2 separate regions of the Homo sapiens genome follow, and region 2 is linked to region 1. A link is a loop called in an ENCODE intact Hi-C map of the cell type or tissue named here. Cell type or tissue: MCF 10A. All regions are shown on one strand. Each heading gives the region's core, and the rest is flanking DNA. Links, peaks and the distances in the headings are about the cores only. Region 1 overlaps ISG20 (interferon stimulated exonuclease gene 20). Region 2 overlaps HAPLN3 (hyaluronan and proteoglycan link protein 3).

Region 1 (9,751 bases), core at 1-5,000:
TGGCTTTCGTGCCACTGGCCCCAGGGCTGAAGGCAGGCCAGCTCCAGCCACCTGCTGAGTCTCCTAAGTCCAGAGTGTCAGAGACCTCAAGAGACTCTCACCCACTGACCCACCTGGGGACTCTGGAAATCGGGATGTGACCAGGGAAGACCCTGTCACGGGGCCTCTGAATTCAGCCTCATCCCAAGTCCCCACTCTATACTTGTGTCTGCAGAACAGCCTGCTTGGACACAGCTCGGTGGAAGATGCGAGGGCAACGATGGAGCTCTATCAAATCTCCCAGAGAATCCGAGCCCGCCGAGGGCTGCCCCGCCTGGCTGTGTCAGACTGAAGCCCCATCCAGCCCGTTCCGCAGGGACTAGAGGCTTTCGGCTTTTTGGGACAGCAACTACCTTGCTTTTGGAAAATACATTTTTAATAGTAAAGTGGCTCTATATTTTCTCTACGCCATCACTGGGTCCTCTTCTTATTCTTCTCTCCAAGCTGGGTTAACAGTAGACAGGACCCATTTCTGTGTGATGTTAGGAGGGAATGAAGTCTTATGCTGGGGAGGTGGGCAAGTATCAATTTCCTTAATATCTTGAATCCTGTGGGTCCAAAATGTGGCTTGGAAATCTAAGTAGCATGTGGCTTAATTACTAATCCCACCCTTTGCTGTTGCATCCCAGCCCTATTCCTGGTGCATTTATGCCCAGAGAGGTGGCATTATTTCCTGGGGTGGCATTCAGCTCCTCTTGAGTTGGTGCCACAGCATTTGTGGGCTTTGAAGCAAAGGTACAGGAAATGTCAAGGGTGCCACCCCGGCAACCTTGAGCAAGTCACCCCTCCTATTTGTAAAATGAGGAAGGAAAGGTAACAAACTGTGGAGTCAGAGAGAAGTAGGTTGGAATCCTCTTTGTCATTTAGTAGCTGTTTGACCTAAGGTGGTTTACTGAACTTCTCAGTTTCTCCATCTGTAAAATGAGAATTCTAGCAACTCGTAGGGTATTTGTGAGATGTTGCAGGCAAAGCCCCCAGCACCATGCCTGTCCTAGCTTAAGCACCCACCAGGTGTCGATAAGTAATTGTTCTTCCCTGGACTGCCTGCACATCTAGGGCACCCCAGGAAGAGTCACCGCACTCTGTTTCGGGGCTCGGCTCTCTGAGGGGAGGGCATCCTGTATGGGGAGGAGGGTCTGGACCAGAGCTGTCCCTGATCGCTAGAATCAACGGCAGAATTCTTGTTATTTTAATAATAATTAATAATTTAGTGCTTCCACTAAATAAAAATCATTGGAATGGTGTCCAAGCAATTTTTTTTTTTGAGATGGAGTCTCACTCTGTCACCCAGGCTAGAGTGCAGTGACTGGATCTCAGCTCACTGCAATCTCCACCTCCTGGGTCCAAGCGATTCTCCTGCCTCAGCTTCTCAAGTAGCTAGGATTACAGTCATGTGCCATCACACCTGGCTAATTTTTGCATTTTCAGTAAAGATGAGGTTTCGCCATGTTGGCCAGGCTGGTCTCAAACTCCTGACCTCAAGTGATCCACCCCACCTCGGCCTCCCAAAGTGCTGGGATTACAGGCGTGAGCCACCACCGCACCTGGCCAAGCTGTTCCTTTTTTTAACCTCCACAGGTGATTCTGGTCCTAGGGTTTTTGAGTCACCTGCAGTGCTTTCTCAACCATCCCAGCACCTGAACACGGTGCTGTCACACTACAGTGAGCAACTGCATCACCTGGCAGGTGCTGGGTCCACCCCCAGAGTTTCAGATGCAGTGGGTTGCGGTGGAGCTCGAGAATGTGCAAGTTCCCCATTCTAACAAGTTCCCCGCTGCTGCTGGCCCGGGGGCCATGCTATGAGAGAAGCACTGCCTAAGCATCAGGTGTTAGGATGTGCAGCCACAGTTGAGAGCTGGCCCCAGGGCTGGGCGCCACCAAGGTGCACTCAGTCACAGGTCCAGCCTCTCCCCATGCCGCCTCCCTTGGCTGCCTGTTCATGCAGAGAGGTCCACAGCCCGGCAAGATGGGTCCCAAATGGCCCACTGCACAGATGAGGGACTCGACCAAGGTTAAGAACCCAAGAGATTTCAATCCAGACCTGCCTGATCCCCAAACTCAAGTGTTTTTTTCCCCTCAGCTGTCCTAGGATGGCAATGCCTCCCATCTGAGCCACTGACCTCTGGGAAGCTGGAGGGCCCCCTCCCGTGTCTGGAAGAGGTGGGAGATGCAATCTACTCTCACAGGGTTCTCTCCCACCCTGTCCACAGGGTTTCAAGGTGATGACCCAGCCCCCTGCAGTTTTATGATTTCTTACGTGCCTTCAAGGCTGCTGGGTGCGTCGGCCTTGTCTGGCTATGACTGGCCACCAGGTGGTGGCCGTGGGCCGTCTGTCCTCCTGAAAGCTTCGAGGGCAGAACCTGCATAATGAACATTTTGGGATGAGGTGTGAGGGACAGTGTCTTCAAAAATGCCTAGGGGGCTGCTCCAGGGATGCTCTAGGCAGTCTTCACTCAGCCACAGATGCTAAGGCTCAGAGAGGGGTTGGAGCATGATGCAGCCTGGCCTGGGAGGTGAGCCCAGGCTTTCTGACTCCCAGCCCAAGGTTCTGTCCATGGCTTCAGGCTTCCTTGAGAGGAGAGACAAACCAGGTTTCCTGAAGTCAGAGCAGTTCAAAGGGAATTTCCAGCCCGACTTGCTTAGATGCCCTGAGGGGAGAGAAAACCGGGGAGGTGCCCACCACCCCCACTCCCAGGCAGGCAGGACCCCGGAGAGCAGCAGGTGCGGCAGTCATGTAAAACACAGGCAACGAGAGCTCTAGAAAGAGCACCAGCTTTAGAGTCAGCTGACCTGGGCTGAGGCTCTGGCTTGAGTCATGGCGGGCAAGTGTCTTACTTCTGTGACACTCAGTATCCGCAGCCACCATATGGGCTTTCCTGCCACGCAGGGCTGAAAAGAAGATTGAGAGTCTGTATGCAGGGTGCCCAGCACTGGGCGGGGGGCCGGGGCAGGAGGGGCAGGGGCTGATAAACAGCATCCATCACTACTGATCTAAAAATCAAGAGCTGCCTTGGGGCTGCCCCTCTAGACTCCTCAACACAATTGGAGTCGATGCCAGCAAATGCGGGGTTTATTCTGATGAGGTTTGAGGATGGGAGAAGGAAAGGCGATGTTTATTGAGGTGGTAATGTCTAGCCCACGGGGAGCCCTATCTGGGGTCCCAGTCAGGGCAGGCAGCTCAGGCTATCTGGTGTCCCCTGAGCCGATGGGAGGGCCTGCGTCTTAGCAGGTACTACTTCCTCCTCCTGCAGCTGCCCCAGCTGAGCCTACAGGGTACACCTAGAGAGAGAGAAAGGTGGGTGTATTCCAGGCATCTATTCCAAGGGTCACAGATGAAAATGTCTCAAGGGCCTGTCCTGAAAAATAAATGACTGAAACAGACCAGCTGTGCTGTGGGGAACAGGGAGTGTACGTCTTGCTGGAGCAGGCAGTTACCACTCAGCCCCAGCTTGCTGCGGCCATGCACAAGTGCTGGCCATTGTGCACATTGTCAGGGCTGTGTCTGGCCCACAGGCCACCAGTCTGAAACCTAAACTCCAGTCCACCTCCCAGCTGATACCTGACTCTTTCTGACTGGGAGTCATCTACCCTTGGCCTGGATGTGTCCAAGGACAGAAAATCAACTTCTCAAAAGCACTTCTCAGAGGGTGGGGGCCCTGGATTTAGGCATAGCAAGGTTTGTCCCCCTCAAGCTCACGCCCACAAGAAATTCAATCCCACTTTAATGAGGTGACCTGTGACACATCTTCAAATGGTTTTCATGTCACCATCCTCTCCCGTGAGTCTTTGACTTTCCAGGTTAAATGTACTCATTTTCTCAATGTTTTCCTTTTATGTGAAACCCCTCCCGATTTCTCCTCTACCCCCCGCCAGCTGCCCCCCTACCCATTCCTACAACCTGGCTTCCTTGTCCCTTCTCTCCCCACACTCCCCAAGCCCCGCTCTCAGTGGGTCCTTAACAAACGGGGAAAAGGTGGAGAGAGAAGCAGGACCCAGGTGAGCTGAGGGAAAGAGCAGCATCCACCATCCAGCTGAGGCTGGTGGAAAGACCTGCGACACTGGCAGGATGAACTAAGGTGTCAGGGACAAGAGTCACTGCCTGCCACCTAACCGTGCAGGCATCAAAGAGACTTTTTGGGTAGCTGGAAATAACAGTCTAAAACACGGCCCCACCTTTCTGAGCACACCTGAGTCACCTCTGACTCAGACCCAGACTCCTGGGCTGACCCAGTGAGGGGATTGGAAAGGCTGCCCCGCCCCTCTCAGTCCCCTTTTCCGTCCCCTCTTCCAGCCCATCTCAGCCAGAATAGAGAAAAGTGCGGCTTCTATTCAGGGGTGTACTCACGTTCCTCCTACCCTGAACCACTGAATGTCTCCAGGCACATCCCAGCCCCTGCTTCCCCACTGTCCCCCAGCCCCATCCGAAGGCCCATTGTTGTCTCCAAGGGTGTCAGCCAGCCCTGTCCCAGTTCCAGGAGTGGTAACCAGCACAGCCCAGCTTCCTGTCCAGTGTTCTGCGGGCTGGGCCAGGCTCTGCAGCCAAGAGGCTTACTCACTGGTGGAACAATTTCTCCTCTATATGGAAAGAACATATGCTTTTCCTGCTGGGGGATGAGAGACTTTCGAGTAGCTTTGCCGAGACGTGGAGGAAAAGGCAAACGCTGGCCTAGCCCCAGCACCCAGATTTCCAGCAATGTTTGTCTTGTGGCAGAAGCTGCAGGCCTCTGTTCCCAGGCACATGGGGAGGCCCAGGGAACACTGCTTGGAACCCTTGGTTTTAGGGCACTGACCGGGTCCCCTCTTTCAGGGATGGATGTCCTGCCCTCCTCATTCTCCTATTCCATTCTCCCAATTTTAGGGCTAGAACAGAGCAGAAAGACCTGAACTTAGTTCTGCCAGAGCCCCTCTCCAGCCTTGAGGTCCCTCCAGAATGGAAATGTCAGTGCCCACCTCAGAGGGTGCTTGTAGGTTTATAGGGACACACAACAAGTACTTAAAAGACAATAACCACTGTGTTGTTATTAATGTTGTTCTCCTCCCAATGCATGTTTACTCAGCATCTCCTGTGTGCTGGGGGCTGTACTCGGCCCTGGGAATGAAGGTAGAGGAAGAGCTGGCTATTGCCCCCAAGCTGCTACCTGCCCCCGCTCCACCCCCTTAAACATGTTCATGTGCATACACCTGCAGGGCATAAGGCACAAATAATACAACACTTATGTTTAAAAAAAAAAACTAGTTTTTGAAATAACTTGGGATGGCCAGGTGCAGTGGCTCATACCTGTAATCCCAGAGCTTTGCGAGACCAAGGTGGGAGGATCACTTAAGGCCAGGAGTTTGAGACCAACCTGGGCAACATAGACCCTGTCTCTACAAAAAAAATACAAAAATGAGCCAGACATGGTGGTGCATGCCTGTGGTTCTAGATACTTGGGAGGCTGAGAATGGAGGATCACTTGAGCCCGGAGTTCAGTGCTGCAGTGAGCTATGATTGCATTACTGCACTCCAGTGGCATAGGCTAAATAGCAGAGAGAATACAGCTAAATGAGAAATTACTGAGCTAAATGACTTGGTTGAGAACCTCATCCAAAAGACATCAGGAAGGGATAAAGAAATGAGAATGAAAGACAAGTCAGGAGATAGAAAAGAAGAAATGTTCTGATCTATAGTAGCCAGCTTCAAAGACAGCCCTCAGTGATCTCTATCTCCTGATATTCACTTCCTTGTGTAGAAGTCAACCCACCTCCTCACAACATTGACTAGGTCAGACCTGTGTAACTGGTAGAATATTAAGGAACTAACAGATTGTAGTTTCCAAGTCCAGACCATAAATGTCAATGTGGCTTTCTTCTTACTCTCTCTGAAATCCCTTGCTCAGGGGTATGCCAACTGCCATGTTGGGGGGATACCCAATCAATCCTACAAAGAGGTCCACATTTGCAGGAACTGAGGGCCACTGCCAACATCAACTTGCCAGTCATGTGAGTGAGCCATCCTGGAATCAGATTCTCTAACACCAGCCAAGTCTTCAGATGATTGCAGCCTTGACCAACATCTTGACTCCAACTTTGAGAGACTCTGAGCCAGAATCACCCAGCTAAGTCACCCCAGATTCCTGACCTCAAGAAATTGCACAAGATAATAAAGGCTTAATACTGTTTTAAGCCATTAAGTTTTAGGGTAGTTTTTAATGCAACAATAGATCTATATACTAGAAACCCCAAAAGACTAAACAGAGTAGAGAAAATATTTGAAAAAATAATAACCAAGAATTTCCCATAATACAAAAGAATGCATGTTAATATGGAAAGAATCCACTGCATTCCCAACTAAGTCTGTAAGTATAAATTCACATCTAGATACATTTCAGTGGAATCTTAAAAGTCTGAAAGTCAAAAATGAAATTCTTTTGTCCTTAATGTAGAGCCTGGAAAAAAAATTTTAAGTAAAGTTCTATAAGCTTCCAGAGAGGAAAAGATCACCTACAAAGAAGTAAGAGTGAGATTGATATCTAACTTCTCAACAGCAACATTCAATGCAGGGAAATGGAATAACATCTTCAAAGAGTAGAAGGAAAAGAACTTTGAACATACACTTCCATGTTTAACTAAGTTTTTATTTAAAACGCAGAAACAGTCATACTGGAAAATGGGAGTTTCATAAAAAACTAAACATGCAACTACCATACAACCCAGCAATTGCATTCCTGGGCATTTATCCAAGAGAAACAAAAACATATGTTCACACAAAAATCTGTACATGGATGTTTATAGCTGCTTTACCCATAATAGTAAAAAACTGGAGACAACCCAGACGTCCTTCAATGGGTGAGTGGTTAAATAAACTGTGATGTGTCCATACCATGTAATGCTACTATAATAAAGGGAAACTATTTATACACTTAACAACTTAGATCAATCTCCAGAGAATTATGTTGAGTGTAAAAGTCAATCCCAAAAGGTGTATACTGCATGATTCCACTTAAAAAAATTTCTGTAAGTGACAAAATTATAAACATGGAGAACTGTTTCATAGTTCCCAGAAGTTGCAGGTGGGAAGAGGAGATTGTGGTGGCAGGTACGGCATTCTGAATAGTGAGACCTCTCACATCTGTACAGCTTCCCACACTGTGCCTCCAAAATGCTTCTGTTAATCTCTAACCTCCTGGCGTGAGACAAAAGAATTTCTCTCTGAGGAAACTGACCAAGCCAATGGCAAAAACCTATAGATATTGCTATCTGGGGTTCCCAGTGAACCAGCTGGACTTCTGCTCCATCACCCTACAGTGAGGCCCACAGTCAATGAGCCCTTTCCACACAAAGACAGATCCCCTAATCAGGCTTTTAGTGCCTCACTCTTCAATATGAATAGCCAGCAAAGGATCACCAGGCTTTTGAGGAAAGTTTCTACCTGAAAGTTACCCCAACAAAGAGTAGGTGAAAACTGAGAAGGAATAAATACAAAGCAGGGAGGACACTTTAAAGAAAGAAAGGGGGAAAAAGAGCATAATTAATATTATCAGAAAACAAATCAAATATATTACATCCAAAAAGTAAATATCACTACTTAAAAAGGAATATTTAAAGAACAAAAAATGTTCTTCACAAGTAAAAATAGTACAGCATAGATTTTAAATGCAATAAAATATTAAAATATCAAGTTGTGTAAAACTTCCAGAAAATAGACCAAAAAGTTAAAGAGAAAAGAAGACAGATGGAGGCGGAGCAAGATGGCTGAGTAGAAGCCTTCACTGATCATCCTCCCAAAGGAACACCAAAGTGAACAAAAAAGCACCTTCATAAAAACCAAAAATCAGGTGAGCGATCACAGTACCTGGTTTTAACTTCATATCACTGAAATAGGCACTGAAGAGGGTAGGAAAGATAGTCCTGAGTTGCTGGTGCCATCCCCTCCTCGTTTCCCCGTCAGCAGCCTGTGGTGCAGACAGATAATCTGCACTTGTGGGTGGGAGAGAAACAGTGACTGTGGGACTTTGTGTTAGAACTCAATGCTGCCTGGTCACAGTGGAAAGCAACACCAGGCAGAACTCAGCTGGCACCCATGGAGGGAGCATGTAGACCAGCCCTAGCCAGAGGGGAATCACCCATCCCAGCAGTTGGAACTTGAGTTCCAGCAAGTCCCGCCATCGTGGGCTAAAGTGCTCTAGGGTTCTAAGTAAACTTGAGAGACAACCTAGACCACAAGAACTGCAGTTCCTGGGCAAGTCTTGGTGCTGTGCTGGGCTTGGAGCCAGTGGATTTGCCGGGCAAATGACCTAGTGAGACACCAGCCAGGGAAGCCAAGAAAGTGCTTGCACCACTCCCCCACCCGCCCCAGCCCCAGGCAGTGCAGCAAGCAGCTCTGGAAGAGATTCTTTTCCTCCACTTAAGGAGAAGAGGGGGAAGAGTAAAGAGGACTTTGTCTTGCAACTTGGGTACTAGCTTGGCCAAAGTAGGATAGGGCACCAGGCAGAGTCCTGAGGCCTCCATTCTAGGCCCTAGCTCCCAGACAACATTTCTAGATACACCTTGGGCCAGAAGGGAAACTGCCGTTTTGAAGGGAAGGACCCAGTCCTGTCAGGATCCATCACCTGCTTACTAAAGAGCCCTTGGGCCCTGAATAATCCACAATGATACCCAGGCAATACTTGCTATGGGTCTTGACATTTCTGGACCTGCCCTGGGCCAGAGGATAGCCCACTGCCCTGATGGGAAAATCTCAGGCTTGGTATCATTCACCACAAGCTGACTGAAGAGCTCTCAGGCCTTAAGTGAATATCAGTGGTAGCCAAGTTGTACTCACCACAGGCCTGGGATGATGGCAGCCATGGGGGGAGACTCCTCTACTTGTGGAATGGGAAGGGAAGGGTGGGAAGGACTTTGTCTTGTGGCTTGGATGCTAGCTCAGCTGCAGTGGAATAGAGCATCAGGTAGATTCCTAAGGTTTCCAACTCCAGGCCCTGGCTCCCAGAGAGCATCTCTAGACCTGCCCAGGGCCAAGAGGAGCTCACCATCCTGAAGGAAAGGACGCAAGCCTGGCTGGCTTTACCACCTGCTGATTGTAGAGCACTAGGGCCTTGGACGAACATAGGCAGTGATTACCACAGGCTTAGGCGAGACCCAGTGCTGTGCTGGCTTCGGATCTGTCCCAGTGCAGTCTCAGTGGTAGTAGCTACACAGGTGCTGTGTCACACCTCCCCCAGCTCCAGGCAGCGTGGCACAGACAAAGAGGCTCTATTTGTTTGGGAGAAAGTAAGAGAAGAGAACAAGAGCCTCTGCCTGGTAATCCAGAGAACTCTTCCAGATCTTATTCAAGACTGCCAAGGCAGTACCTCTGTGAGTCTGTATGAGCCACAGCATTACTGGGTTTGGGGTGCCCCCTAATGCGTATATGGATGCAGTGACCAAAAACTTAGATCACAACACTCAAGTTCCTTCAAATGCCTGGGAAGCCTTCCCAAGAAAGATGGGTAAAAACAAGCTCAGACTGCAAAAACTACAATAAATACTTAACTCTTCAATGCCCGTATGCCAGTGAGCATCTACAAGCATCAAGACCATCCCGGAAAACATGACCTCACCAAACGAACTAAATAAGTCACCAGTGACCAATCTGGAGAGACAGAGATATGTGACCTTTCAGACAGATAATTCAAAATAGCTGCTTTGAGGAAACTCAGTGAAATTCAAGAAAACACAGAGAAGGAATTCAGAA
Region 2 (9,751 bases), core at 2,705-7,704, 220 kb after region 1:
CCGGTATGAGATCAATTCCCTGGTGCGGTACCAGTGCACAGAGGGGTTTGTCCAGCGCCACATGCCCACCATCCGGTGCCAGCCCAGCGGGCACTGGGAGGAGCCTCAGATCACCTGCACAGACCGTGAGCATCACCCCGGCCATCTCGCTGAGCACAGGGTTAGATTCTGCCAGCACAGCCTTCCCCCCGTCCCCTCTCCTGGGGACCCTACACCGTCCACAGGGTTGAGCAAGGGAAGGGAGGTCGGGGGGCTGCTCAGTCACAAATAGCTGACCACTGCCCTTAGAAGGGCCACGTACTTGTCCCAGGAGAGGGCTCACTTGGAGGATGAAGGAGAAAAAGCCAGAAAGTCCAAGAAAAATCCAAATCAGGAAAGCCGATAAAGCCTCAGGCGCCTGAGTCCTGGTTTCCACAAGGGAGAGAGGGTAGTCTGGGGAGAGCCTGGGCTCGCCCCACTTTCTTTCCAGGTCCACTGATATCTTTCCATCTCCCTTTCGTCCTAGCCACCACCTACAAACGCAGACTACAGAAGCGGAGCTCACGGCACCCTCGGAGGAGCCGCCCCAGCACAGCCCACTGAGAAGAGCTTCCAGGACGCACCCAGGACGCTGAGCCCAGGAGCCTGCCAGGCTGACGTGCATCCCACCCAGACGGTGTCCTCTTCTTGTCGCTTTTTGTCATATAAGGAATCCCATTAAAGAAGGAAAAAAATAAATCCCACATTTGTGTATGCACCCACTCACCCCTCCAAATCAGCAAAACCGCATCTAATTTGTCCGCCGAATGCCAAAGCAAAGCAAACTTATTATAACCCTTGGACTGAGTTTAGAGACATTTCTTCAATTTCCCATCGTGCCTTTCCAGGGACCAGTGCAGGGACAGGGGGAGAAGGGGAGGGGTTAAGTTAAATAAAGAAGATTATTTTTGTTTCCTGACTTTATCCAAGAGCAGTGCAATCGTTGGTTATTTCACCTCCAGGGAGAGCTAGGGAGGAGGGAGGAGGGCTCCAAAGGAGCTGGAAGGAGCAGAGGCCTGAGAGCAGGAAGAACTCGGAACCGCAGCTGAATGTATTGGATGAGAAGGAGCCAGGAGGGCTACACCATCTGTATGAGGGAAAAGCCTTGGGGGAGAGGGGTGGGTTCCTGCCTCCTGCCGAGGGTAAGCCGGCAGGAGAGAGCCATCAGAGGGACCTCCGCTGCCTGGGAGTTGGGTTCCCTCCAAGGGTCCCTCTTTCAGTGTCCTCTCTCTCACCTGGGTCTGCCACCCTAACAGGTGGCAACTCGGCAGGGCTGCTGGGGGCACTTCCTGCCCAGTGGGGGGTGCCGCCCAACCTTCTCCCCTCCCCACCCCCGCCCCCGGGACCGTGCAGGCACCAGGGTTCCGTGCACCTATTTATATTTTTGAAAACTGAAGATTATAATATTATAATAATAATAAAGACATTGGAAGAGATCTATCTCTTTTCTTTTCCCTCTTTTAATTTAAGAAGAAGGCAATCATGACCCGGAGTCCCCCAAAGGGGTCTTAGGAATGGTGGCAGTGGAGACAGGTTTTGATCAAATGATCTCAAATTGGTGTGACTCTGTGACTCTGGTCTGTTCAGAGCGCCTAGGACAGTCACATCTGTCGTGCTTTATTTTTCCTAGGGTCCCAATGTGTTTGGTAGATGATCTGCATGTAAGCACATGTGATATGTCTCTACATGTGTGTACCTGGCTGTGCCTGTCACGTGTGACATGCGTCAGTCGGTGCCATATGGATTTACAAGTGGGCACTGTCAAAGAGCAACTCAAGCCAGACATCTGGTCACCTTGCATGCTTTGGTTCTTTGTGATCACACTGCTCTGGTGGGTTGGTAGACTGAATCCAAGAACAGAGGCAAAAATCAGGATTTATAAGAAGGGAAGGAAAAAACAAACTGCAGACAGTCTGAGAACAGTGAATCTTGCTTACACATTTTCAAGGTAAACTGCTTGCCAGCTACTAGCAAAAAGGTCTGGGCATCCTGCCCTTAAGTACACTATAGAGACCGGGCACAGTGGCTCACGCCTGGAATCCCAGCACTTTGGGAGGCTGAGGCCAGTGGATCACAAGGTCAAGAATTCAAGACCAGCCTGGCCAACATGGTGAAACCCTGTCTCTACTAAAAAAATACAAAAATTGGCCATGCATGGCAGCATGCACCTGTAATCCCAGCTACTCGGGAGGCTGAGGCAGGAGAATTGCTTGAACCCGGCAGGTGGAGGTTGCAGTGAGCCGTGAGCCAAGATCGCACCACTGCATTCCAGCCTGGGCAACAGAGCAAGACTCTGTCAAAAAAATAAAAAATAAATAAAAAATAAAAAAAGTACACTGTAGAATAGCAATGAAAACAATTCTAATTGTTTACGGATTCCCCTGACAAACCTTGAGAGTTGAGCCCACACACGCATGCCAGGCAGTATCCTTCCACCAGTGCCACCTCCTCAGACGCCTCCCTCGTCACAGTCGCTGGACACGCCATTGAGTCTGTGTGAATATGTGTGTGTGTTGGTTCTTGCAGGCCAGTGTGAGTTCCTGGGTCCTGGTATCTTTTCAGGCGTGGGCGTGTGTACAGCTGTTTGTTCGTATATATATACATACTTGCATCTCTACCTCTAGAAAGAACAGTGGGCCAAAGTAGAGTGTACAGCACTGGTCACATAGTAGGCGCTCAATCATTACTTCATTAACTGATTAGTTGGTGGTGCGACTGTCAGTGGTTTTCAAACTTGAACGTGCATCAGAATCACCTAAAGGGCTTTGGTGACAACAGAGGGTGCCGGTCCACACCCCAGACTTTCTGACTCAGCAGGTCTCTGCTGGGGCCCAGGAATTTGCACTTCTAACAAGATCCCAGTGATGCTGATGCTGCCGACCACACTATGAGGAGCACTGAGCTAAGGGAAGAACCGAAGGAATAACTGGTTGGTGAGTGGCAGAGGCGTTCCTGCGCAAGGCAACAAGTCAAGTTTCCTGAGGCGGGGGTGGGAGTGGGAGGCAGAGGGTGAGGCACACGGAGCACTGGCCCCTAGATCCCTGGCCTCTGAGGTCCTCTGGAGGGCGTAGCCTCCTCTGTCTTCTGACAGACACCTCTGGCTCTTCTGCTGAGCCTCACACAGACAGACGCACTGCCAAGGGGTGGGGATGGTGAAGACAGAAGCCAGGTCCTCTGCCACTAGGCCAGCACCCAGGACCGGGTGAACCATTGAGCAGGCAAGGCTAGAACCAGCCCGCAGAGTTCCCTGTTCACCCCAGGGACCTGACCCAGCCAACCTATGAAGCCTGGGCTAGAACTGCCCCCACCACACCCACCAGGCAGGGGGCTGCGCCCTGAGACCGAACGAGATGGAGACACAGAAAAGGGCTGGGGATGGCGGAAGGCAGTCATAGCACCATTTATTGTCCAAAGTACACACACCTGAGGGCCCCTCCCCACACAGGGAAACAGGAGAAACAAATGACAACAAAACAGATTCTTTGGAACCGAGAGGGGAAGGGGAACGGGGAGGGGAGTTTCTTCCTTCCCTCAGCTTTCGCCTGGAAGCCTAGAACTGGCTTCCAGCCCTAGCCCCTCAGTGGGCAGACTGGGGTCAGCGGCTTCACAGAGAAGTAGAGGTGGGCAGGAGAGGCCCAAAGCCCAGCTCCGGAGGCCCCCGAGGCCCTCTTCTTCCCCCAGGCTGAGGGGCAGGGAGAACTGTGCCCACCATGCCCGGACTCCCGGCGGCATTCTAGACAGGCCACCGCCCACTCTGGGCACCAACCTCCTTAAGGGAGGGAGACCAGCCTGGATGGCGGGGAACCCTCCAGAAGCCCACAAAACCGCAAATGGCCCAGGGGAGCAAGCATGATTCCTGGAGTGGGGCATCCAGGAGCAAAGGGAGGCATTGGGTTCTGTTTGCTTTACAAAAAATAGTAAAAAAATGTTTAAAGAAAATTTAAATTGAGAAGTATAAAAACAGTTAAAATGGCTCCAACCCACAAGGGAAAACGAACCACTCAATAAATACACAGCCAGTGAGGGAATGCGGCAGGGGAGGGCCCCAGGTCCTAGTGCTGGCGGTAGCAGTAAACACCGTACAAGCGGCTCTGCGGGTCGGGGAAGCCAAAGCTTCGGACCCCAGGCTCTGGGGGCCCACAGTTAGGATGCGGGTGAACCACAGGGTAGCGGACGCTACCATCTGCCAGCCAGCCAGCGTCGCAGCGGTCCAGGCCATGGAACTTCCAGGCGGCAAAGAGCTGTCCCACCTTGGCGATCGTGGCATCATCTTCCTGGCAGGCCTCCCTTGCCTCTGTCAGCGTCAGCTTCTCAGGGTGCTCCAGGTAGTACACCCGCCCTGGGGGAAAGGGGGCGTGAGTGCCGTACAGCGCAGGGGGCAGCCAGAGAGCACAGCGGGGTCTGCAGAGATGCCAGCCCCAAAGACCCGTCTGAGCCCAGGGAGCTACCATACTGCAGGCATCTGCAGAGAACACTTTCTAATCTTCACCCTGTCCCAGAGAGCTCTGTCCCACCTGCCATAGAACCCAGGTCCCTCCAGACATGTCTGCACTCCCCCACCACCCTTCCCTATTTAGGTGGGTGGGCACCCCACCTAGGCTGGACCAGTCAGAGTCTCTTGCCCATTCGGTCATTTACTGAACACCTACTATGTGTCAGACACTTTTCCAAGGGCTTGGCATATGACACTGAACCAGTTTCTGTTTTTACTTGTTCATCTTCCTACGAAATGAGCTGCTTTGTGAAGACAGGCTGTGTTTTATTCGTCTGTGATTCCCGAGAGCCTAGTCTAGGCCCCAGCATATGGTAGGCACTCAGTAAACATTTGATGAATGAAGAAACCAATGATTTATGCCCTGCATAACGCAGCAGCAGCAAAGCACTCAAAACTCAACCAGATGCTGCTTCTAGGGTGGCTGGTGCTCTTGGCCTCCAGGTGGCAGTACCAGCAGAGCCAGCAGAGGGGGCCAGAGCTCCCCAGAAGCTGCCCTCTCACAGGTCCCAGGTGGCCACCAAACCCACAGGCCCGCGCTTGGCTATTCCACTCACCCTTGAGGGCAGTAGCGAAGCAGAATACATCATAGCGGTGCAGGCGGCGGTGGCGGGGGCCGTAGCTTCGCACGCCAGGTGCCAGGCCCGGGCCACCGCAGGGCTGCCGGGGCAACATGATGGGGTACTGCACCGTGGCATCCTGCAGCCAGCCCGCGTTGCACCAGTCCAGGCCCTCCTCCCAGGCCCGGAAGAGCTGCTCAAAGGAGGCCACCACCGCAGCCTGCTCTGCACAGACCTGCTGGCCCTCGTGGAAGTTGAACTGGTAGCGCCCGTTGGGGGACTGGTAAGGAAAGACCACACCTGCAGGGGAAGGAAAGAGGAGCTTAGGGGGTGGCCAGGGGCCCAGCTGGCTGGACACCCCGCTCTCCTCCCACCTTCACTGGGACATGTGCTGCCTGCAACACACACACATACACCATCCCTCAGAAAAACTCAGCAAACCTCTGACCTCCTGTCCGTTGCCGCCTCTCTCCTGGGACTCAGCTGGTTCACAGCAGTACTCAGAAAACATCCATGAGTTAAGGTAATTAATTAGTCCATTAATGTCCCCAACAATGTCCCCAACCTAATCCGCAAGGCTGTCGCCAGACCCCCAGTGAGGCTGTGCCATCTTCTCCAGACAGGCCCGGGCTTTGGGCTCTAGGGGCCAGGTTTGACTCCCAGCTCCCCACTCGTTAGCTGGGACCCGATCGTCTACGTTATTATGAATGTGGAAATTTCCTAGGAAAATGCAAGGAACTTTCCACGTGTGGCAGATGATTTTCAGGAGAAGGAGAGGCCCTAGAGGCCGTGGGGAGAGGGTTGGGGAAGGGCCTTCCATAAAGGAGGCTCAAGGGCAGGGAGGTCTGGGGCAGGCGGTTTCTCTCCTTGTGGTCAGGGTCTGATAGAGGCCACAGGCCCTGAAAAGATATGTTCGTGTTTGAAATTTTACTCTAATAAAAAGTTTTTAAACTTCTGAGATGTAGTCTCTACCAAGTCAATGAAACCTTAGGGAGTGGAGGTGACCCTAGGGGTCTGGGAAGGACACTTTGGAATCTCCTCCGTGTGGCCAAGGACCCAGGAACAGCCTGAGCCCCAAACCTCCGATCTCACCAGGGCCGGAAGCCAGGCACCTGGGCAAAGCCAGGTTGGGCGGCAGAGAAGCCCATGGGCCCTGACAGTCAGCTTGCAGCCTCTACGTGTGTTTGCAGGGGGACTATTTCATGCCTGGTTCCACCCCAAATTCCTAGCCCTTGAAGCCCCGGGAATGGGGTGAGGGCTCCCTGTTTCTCTAGGCTGCCCCTGCAGACCCCAGACCAATGACTCTTGCAGGTTCTCCCCAACTCCACTGCCACCCCAACTTCAAGAATGAGGAATGCGGCCCCTCTGAGCCACCATGTAAGCCATGTGGACACTGGTGGCAAAGACAGAGAACGCATTTTAAGGACATACATCTTATCCTCATTGCCTCTGAGGGAGGTAAAGGAGGAAAGATTGTGATACCCCATTTTACACCTGAGAGGCCCAGGGCTCTAAGGGGGATGAGGCATTTACCCACATGTCATAGCTGGGACGGGCTGGGGCTAAAGTCAGGTCACCTTCCTCTATCCCCGAACTGCCTCCCTAACATGTGGGAGAGATGTGAGGACACACAGCCCCATCCTAGAGACAGAGAAGGTAAATACAAATTAAAGATCAAACAGGGACCCCACATACAAGATCCGGCTTGCAGGGTGTGGCTGGTTTGGACAGCACTGGGTTTTTGTTTTTGGTTTTGGGGGGGCTTTTTGTTTGTTTTTTGTTTTGTTTTGTTTTTAAAAAGGAGGTTTTTACATAAAAATCAGGAGATCTCACATAAAAATATAAGCTTATCTTGTCAAGCCAGAAAATTTGGCAGTGGGGTCTGCATTCTGGCGTGGCATCATCAGCTGGGCCTGAGTAGTGTGGGAGCTCCCTGGGCACAGGACAAGGGCTCAGGAGTGTGCCCAGTCCCCACCACTCCCATCGTCTCACAGTGGGCTGCCTCATTCGCTTGTGTTACCCGCTAACCTTGCTTAAATCTCAGCTCTGTCTCTAATAAGCTGTGGGACCAGCTCTGGTTTTCCTCTCTCTGAATGAGATGTGAATTACAGCGGGTAGAGGGGAACAGATTCTAGAGGCTGGGTGCTTGGGTTCAGACCCCAGCTCTGTCGTTTACAAGCTGTGTGACCTTAGGTAAGTTACTTGACCTCTCTGTGCCTCAGTTTTCTCACCTGTAAAATGGGGGTCACAACAGTAGCTTCCATGTGGGTTGTTTTGAGAATTAAGTACTTTTAAATGTCTAAAGCACAGAGGTCTGGATGTTTTCTCTGGTCCTCTCCCCTCTGCTCTCAGGTCCCAGTGTCACCCAGTCCCCGTTAGCATCTCACCCCGCAGCTCCAGCTCCACCAGACCGCTTTCATCCTCCAGCCCGTCAATGACCTCACAGCGGTAACGCCCATAGTCCTCCAGCCGCAGATCCTGGATCTCCAGCGAGACGTCATGCTCTTTGTCCTGCCGCAGGTGCACGCGGCCTTGGTAGTCCCCAAAGGAGCGGTGCCTCAGCCCGATGGCCACCAGCACGTCCTTCTCTGGGGCCCCGTTCTCCGACAGCTTCCACCATTTGACACGCACACGCCGCGGGGAGACCAGGGCCGGCTCGTAGCGGTAGCGGCAGGGCAGGATCACACTGGCCCCTTGGTAGGTGAACAGGGTCTCCTCGGGTGTCTCCACCACCAGCTTCACTCCATTAAGGAGGTCTTGGGGGAGAGACAGGGTGCAGATGAGACCTGCTGAAGCACATCTGTACCCCTGCAAGGGCCACCGCACACCCTCATCCACGGCTCCTACAGGCTCAGATTGCAAAAATGGCCACCATGCTCCACCCCTCCCTGTATCCACATGCTCTGCAATGTGACTTTGCATCTCCTTCCATCAAGAGATGACAGTTATTCCCCCACCCCCTTGAATCTGTGCTGGCCTTGCCACTTGCTTGACCAACTGAATGCCTTGGAAGTGACTGTTATCCATCATGCCTGCTCTGAGCATAGGTCCCAGGGGGCCTTGCTGCTTCCACTCTTTTTTTAGGACTTTGCCAGCCACCATGAGCACATGGCCAGGCTTGCCTGCTAGAGGATGAGAGAATACACAGAACAGAGACAGGGCGCCCCAGCTGAGGCCATCCTACAGCAACCAGCCCCCAGCTGACCTGCCCACCATGGGCAGGCACATCTGCAAGACCCAACCGCAAGACCTGAAGAAATGGAGCCCACTCCAAAATGCTGACCCACAGAATCATGAGCTAAACAAATGGCTGTCATCCTAAAGAAGTCACTAAGTTTTGGGTGGTTTGCTATGCATAAAATCTAACCAATGGAGCAGGCAACAAGAGCCACCCCACATGAGGTACATGGCCAGGACAAGTGGCCCTGATAGGGATCCGTCGGAGTTTCCTTCCCCACCACACTGGCCAGAGGACAGCACAGCCCTGGCTTTACTCTCTGGTCCAGCTGTCCACCATAACTCTTCCCAAATACGGAGCAGCCTACTGAGCTAAGGGCAGAACTTCTAAAGGAGACTACGCTCACGGCTCAGAGTTACAAATACACACAGAACTCAACATGCAACAAAAGAATCAAGTTCATAGGCTAAGGCTGCCTCATCTTTAACTTGGGAGCCCCTGTTGGGACCTCACTGATTCATTCTCTTGGGTCTAGACTTCAAGACATGCTTGATTTACTCAAGGTGGGGACAGGGGCCAGGCACGGTGGTTCACGCTTATAATCCCAACACTTTGAGAGGCCAGGACAGGAGGATCGCTTCAGCCCAGGAGTTTGAGACCAGCCTGGGCAATAAAGTGAGACCCTGTCTCTACAAAAAAATTTTTAAAACTAGCTGAGTATGGTGGTAGATGCTTGTGGTCCCAGCTACTCGGGAGGCTGAGGTGGGAGTATTGTTTCAGCCCAGAAGTCAAGGCTGCAGTGAGTCATGATCGCACCACTGCATTCCAAACTGGGTGAGAGAGCAAGACTCTGTTGCCAAAAACAAAATAAAAACAAATTAATTAATTAAAAAGGTGGAGGCAAGGGGACAGCCTCATGGGTAAGCAGGAGACAGACAGGGAGGTTCCCTGTAGAGGAATCGTGCTAAAAAAGAGCTATACCTAATGTAGCAGATTGCCATATGCAGAAGTCTCCAAGTGTGGCCCTCGGGCCAGCAGCATTAGCATCACCAGGAATTTGTCAGAAATGCACATTGTGGGGTCCCAGTGCCTCAGAGACTCTGGGAATGGGGTCCAGCCTCCAGGGGACTTTCAGGCTCATTCAGATTAGAGCTGTCCTGCTCTGCAGAGGCAGTAGGTACAGAGGTTTGGAGTCAGGCAATTCGGGCTTGCCCTTGGTTCCACCTTTTCCCAGCTGTGTAATCCAGGGAAGTCAAGACTCAGCTTCCCCATTTGTAGAATGGGTTAATTACAGTCCCTACAGAGGGCTGTGGTAAGGTTCAAATCAGGTAAGGCAGGATGCCTGGCACACAGAAAGTGTCCAATAAATATGAAGCAGGGCTATCATTTAGGGGCCACTTCCTTGGTTCTTCCCAACTCTCTTAAGTAAACTACCTTTGAAGCTTTAACCTGAATAAAATGAAAATGTACATCCATATGATAAAATACTATACAGCCATGTAA

The links. A loop is a pair of places that touch in the nucleus more often than their neighbours do. Peaks named below come from ENCODE experiments on the same cell type or tissue, not always from the same donor. Only the 100,000 strongest peaks of a DNase experiment are listed, where the experiment ranks them.
Region 2: a loop joins it to region 1, with 6 times the contacts of the local background. A loop is called at or near these places in 3 of 110 quality-filtered maps.

What each region holds. Positions count from the first base shown.
Region 1 is chr15:88,655,201-88,664,951 of GRCh38, forward strand. It overlaps ISG20 (interferon stimulated exonuclease gene 20), which reads left to right. Exons shown (of 4, transcript NM_002201.6): 4 at 215-1,283. The coding sequence ends at 331. Among named protein-coding and RNA genes, the nearest start is that of ISG20, 21 kb to the left of the region's middle. RefSeq lists an enhancer at 1,777-1,826. In MCF 10A, for the core only: a CTCF peak has its summit at 2,353 (motif pointing right); DNase peaks (open chromatin) are centred at 2,361, 4,251 and 4,551.
Region 2 is chr15:88,873,900-88,883,650 of GRCh38, forward strand. It overlaps HAPLN3 (hyaluronan and proteoglycan link protein 3), which reads right to left. Exons shown (of 5, transcript NM_178232.4): 3 at 7,458-7,826; 4 at 5,068-5,370; 5 at 3,395-4,357. The coding sequence ends at 4,071. It overlaps ACAN (aggrecan), which reads left to right. Exons shown (of 19, transcript NM_001369268.1): 18 at 1-125; 19 at 506-1,454. The coding sequence ends at 582. Among named protein-coding and RNA genes, the nearest start is that of HAPLN3, 17 kb to the right of the region's middle. RefSeq lists an enhancer at 4,651-5,226. In MCF 10A, for the core only: a CTCF peak has its summit at 4,964 (motif pointing right); a DNase peak (open chromatin) is centred at 4,982.